2 separate regions of the Homo sapiens genome follow, and region 2 is linked to region 1. A link is a loop called in an ENCODE intact Hi-C map of the cell type or tissue named here. Cell type or tissue: MCF 10A. All regions are shown on one strand.

Evidence for each region. A loop is a pair of places that touch in the nucleus more often than their neighbours do. Peaks named below come from ENCODE experiments on the same cell type or tissue, not always from the same donor. Only the 100,000 strongest peaks of a DNase experiment are listed, where the experiment ranks them.
Region 2: a loop joins it to region 1, with 9 times the contacts of the local background. A loop is called at or near these places in 5 of 110 quality-filtered maps.

The regions. Positions count from the first base shown.
Region 1 is chr7:112,555,686-112,558,185 of GRCh38, reverse strand. No RefSeq gene overlaps it. Among named protein-coding and RNA genes, the nearest start is that of LINC03076, 61 kb to the left of the region's middle. In MCF 10A, no CTCF peak of the experiment used is centred here; a DNase peak (open chromatin) is centred at 1,345.
Region 2 is chr7:113,126,336-113,128,835 of GRCh38, reverse strand. All of the region lies in intron 2 of LOC107986837, which reads right to left. Among named protein-coding and RNA genes, the nearest start is that of SMIM30, 9.0 kb to the right of the region's middle. In MCF 10A, no CTCF peak of the experiment used is centred here; no DNase peak of the experiment used is centred here.

The sequences.
Region 1 (2,500 bases):
ACTATCTTGTCTTTGCTACAGCTCACCATCTGGGTAAATCAATGGGGGTGTGTCAGCAAATAAAAATTATCTATAACATGTCCAAGTAGGAAAAAGTTGACAAGCATGAGTCCAGAGGCCAATGGGAGAGGGAGACACACAGATAAGCAATAATTACAAGATAGACTGTTAAGTGCTATAATAAGCACTTGGTATATGCATAGGAAGCTGTCAGCATGCAGAGTATCTAATATAGTCTTAGGGGTAAAAGAGAAAACTATGCAGATAGGAGAGGGTGGGGTTAGGGTCAGAGGAAACCATACGAGATATAGCTAATATGGGATAAGACTGATCAAGGTGGGCAGAAACAGGAGCTGAATTGGGACAGCTTAGGCAGAGCACCGGCTGGGGACCTGGGTCTCATACATCTTAAAGCAAAACAGAATTTGGAGTTTGAGCTCTCAAGTTAAACTGGAGAAACCTGGCAAAGCTCACAGTCCAGTACACAGGCTGCAGTCAACTTCCAGAGGTACAAGGACAGCGGGGGCCAGTCAGGCTGCACAGCACAGGCAAAAGCATGGTGGCATGGGTCAGAGGTCAATATTTGGGCTCAGCATTTGGAGAAATAATCTGGAAAGAGAGTCTCTGCAACCATGAGAACACGCAGGACCACAGAGCAGCAGGGGCAGGGTATAAGTGTGAGGCCAAGATAGGCCTGTCTGACCTGTGCTCTTGCAATAAGCTCTGATTTGGGTATGGTATGTGGAAGATAAGGGCTAGCAAGTGTGTGCAGCTCCAGAATCAAGCAAGTAGAAGATGTAGAATAAAAATAATACAGTGGGCAGGTGCGGGTGGCTCATGCCTGTAATCCCAGCACTTTGGGAGGCTGAGGCAGGCAGATCACGAGGTCAGAAGATCGAGACCATCCTGGCTAACACGGTGAAACCCCGTATCTACTAAAGATACAAAAAAAAAAAAAATAGCCAGGCGTGGTGGCGGGCACCTGTAGTCCCAGCTACTTGGGAGGCTGAGGCAGGAGAATGGCATGAACCCAGGAGGTGGAGCTTGCAGTGAGCCAAGATTGCACCACTGCACTCCAGCCTGGGGGACAGAGCGAGATCCTGTCTCAAAAAATAATAATAATAATAATAATAATAATAATAATAATAATAATAATAATACAGCAATATCCCCGCCACTGAAAAGCTGCCTAATAAAGGAGAAAGAAACAGGTAAGCAAACAAGCTCTAGAGATGCTGTGACAGAGCTTGTACAGGTGTAGAAGAGTGCAAAAGAGGAAGTGGTTGATTCAGCCTGGCAAGAAAGCCTTCATGACACATTCATGTGGTTGCATAAAGTTTTGAAATGTAGGTGACTAGTGACTAGACTTGGAAGATGAGTAGGTGTTTGCTTGGCAGACCTCAGAAGAAAAGGGCCACTGGGAAAGACATTCTGACCAAAGGAAGCTGCAGCATGAGCAGGAGTCAGTTGCACACATGGAGCAGTCTGGAGCATCAGGGACAGTGTCTTAGTTCATTTGTGTTGCTATAGAAGAGTACCTGAGGCTGGGTTATTACAAAGAAAAGAAGTATATTTGGCTTACAGTTCTGCAGGCTGCAAAAGAAGCATGGCACCAGTATCTGCTCCTGGTAAGGCCTCAGGAAGCTTCCAATCATGGCAGAAGACAAAGTGGGAGCAGATTTGTCACATGGCAAGAAAGGAGGAGGAGAAGGAGAGGGACAGAGATTGAGAGAGGGAAGGAAAGTGCTATGTTCTTTTTAACAATCAGATCTCATGGGAACTAACAGAGCAAGAGCTCACTCATTACCTCAATGATGGCACCAACCCATTCATAAGGGATCCACCCTCATGATCCAAACACCTCCCACCAGTCCTCACCTCTAACAATGGTGATCAAATTTCAACATAAGATTTGGAGGACACAAATATTCAAACTCTATCAGTTAGCGTGTGGACAAAACATTGAGTCAGGATGGACTTCATAATTTGTGGAGTACAGTGCGGAGAGATTTTTGAGCCTGAGACTCTGCACAGAGGGCAGAGTGGAGTGGGACTAGTTTAGATTTTATTGTGTAAGTCACTAAAGTTATTTTAAATTTTCATTTAACAGCTTTATTGAGATATAATTCACATACCTATGATTCACCCATTTAAAGTGTACAATTCATTGATTTTTAGTTTATTTACACATATGTGGAACCATCACCAGTCCATTTTAGGTTTTCATCATGTCAAAAAGAAATCTCACAGCCTATGTCTTCCACTAGCCCTAAACAACCACTAGCCTACTTTGTCTCTATAGATTTATCTGTTCTGGACATTTGTTCTGTGTGGGAAATGCACGAGGGGAGAAGAAAAGACACAAAAACAATATGTTTAGGGGTAAACAACCTTTATCCCATGTAAATGGCAATGCAGATATAATAAGCAAATGATATAATAAGCAAATTGCAATGGGAAGGGGAGAAGGAAAAAGATATATATATATTTACACTAAATA
Region 2 (2,500 bases), 570 kb before region 1:
TTAAGTAGAAATTCTATCAAGTACAGATAAAGCACTAACTTGACCATGGTTTCTTATAGCCAAATGCCAGGGCCTTACTTTTCTTGGGGAAAGGGGTAGATGCAAATGGGGACAGAGACCCATTCTTTTATGTTTTCTGGGAGCGGGGAACTCTACTAGTCCTGAATCTGAAGTTAGCTCCAGAGGCAGCCAAACCTTGAACTCTAGCTGGGTCTGAGTTTGCTGTGTTAAGTCTGCTTGGGACAAGCTTCCAGCCGATGGAGAATTCACCAGACCTTGTATCCTTAGCTTCCTAAGTGCACTGGTAGTTCCAGGCCCAGACACTGCACACAGGATTCACCACCCATGTAGCTGTGGCTTGCCACCTCCTTCCAAAGCTCTTGGAAAGCCCAGTGTGGCCAGGCAGAAGGACATGGAAGGTTCCTAGTCCCCATTACAGTCCATAGGGCTCTAATAGGTGGCAGCTCCAGGTCAGAGACACTTTCTGGAAGGGTTCTGATGTGAAAGTACCTGGACTTCATCCAGCACTTCCCTCTACTAGGTGCTGCCAACCCTGAGTTTGAGTCAGGCCTCAGGCATGGTGAGGCATCTGATGTCTTAGAAAAGTGGAGCCAACTTTGAAAACTGGGCTGGAAAGTTACCATTATTAAAGGTTTGATTTGACTCACCATGACCTGGTCCAGGGTGGACCCATGGCATGTGATCTGTGCATTCACATGGGGCCCTGCACTTAGAAGACTAACGGGTCCAGTTTAATGCTCTTGTATCCCTGTCTAGAAATCCTTACTTTTGACCAAGAGGCCCCACATTTTCATTTAGTATTGGGCCTAGAAAATGTACCCAGTCCTGGCCTGGCCTTTATTAAGGCCATATTTAGACAAAATAATTGCCAACTTAACAGAAGGACTGCATCAGCCATTCACCACTGTGCGTGTGTTTGTGTGTGTGGGGGGTGTGTGTGTGTGTGTGTATGTGTGTGTTTACAGAAACTGAAAAAATGTTTTGGGGTTTTTGTCTTTTTTTTTTTTTTCTGTTTTTGTTTTTGTTTTGTTTTTGAGACGGAGTCTCGGTCTGTCGCCCAGGCCGGCGTGCAGTGGCATGACCGAGGCTCACTGCAAGCTCCGCCTCCCGGGTTCACTCCATTCTCCTGCCTCAGCCTCCCAAGTAGCTGGGACTACAGGCGTCCACCACCACACGCAGTTAATTTTTTGTATTTTTAGTAGAGACGGGGTTTCACCGTGTTAGCCAGGATGGTCTCGATCTCCCGACCTCGTGATCCACCTACCTCGGCCTCCCAAATCGCTGGGATTACAGGCATGAGCCATCGTGCCCAGCCTTTTGTCTTTTAAGCAGAGAGTTGCTTTAAAAATTATAAAATACTTCATCAAGATATTAAAGGATAGGAAATGTTAACACAAACATTCAATGTCTAACATTCACTTGAGATCAATCAGAAAAAGAAGACTATCTTTGAATATATAGTCTAAATCAAGAGAAAATATTACATATTTACAGAAAATCTATAAAACACACATCTTTATAGGAACATCTGTCTTCCACTGGATAATGTAGGCCAGCACTCTAACTTCAGTCTAGGAAATAGTTGCACTTTTACTTCCTAACATTGCTCATGCCACATAACACTTCTCATTACCATAAGACAAACCATGCATGCTCCATTCTAGTGAGGAAAAGTGGCTGAGGCTGAAAACTTTCAGGATTTTGGAAAAACACTTGTATGGGGAGATCTAAGGCCTAATTCTGGTACTGCAATTGTGTAACCGAGGACCTGACAAGATCCCAGCAGGTGTAGTTTCTTATGGAAGCACCAAGACTGTGGCTAGAATATACTATTTTAATCCCAACTGAAAGTAAAAGAAATATTTGACACTTGGGGATAAAAGAAAATGATTGAGAAGAGTCAATGTAGCCCTCCTCTCACTGTTGTGCTTCAACAAGGGAGGAACACAACAATAACCTGCTCACTTTTGAACTTTTGTAGTCATTGCAATCTTTCCTGTCTACTGATTATTGTTTCATTTACAAACGAGAAACATTTTATATAATCCAGTACTGATCACATATTTAATCTTTAACTTTGTTTTTCTTTTTCAGGTTTTTGCTTCCCTGAAGAGCTGAGCATCTAAAGAATGTGATAGGCAGTGTCAACGTGCTTTCAGATCTTTACACTATACATATTTTGGTACCCACATGCTAAAAAGTCAAATATACTTTGATTTTCAATGCTTAAGGGATTTACTCACTCAAAAATTAAATTAAAATAGCTCATCTCCCAGAAAAACAGAACTTGTTTAGAATAGGACGAAATAGGAAAACCTACTTTGGCCTAAGATTGAACCATCCAGAAATGTATACTACAATGACTTGATATACACAAGACTGTTGAGATCATTCTGACTCACGGCAAAAAACCATTTTGTAGGTATTCCATTAGAAATCCACTTTCAGGACATATCACATTCAAAAGCTTGATCAACCT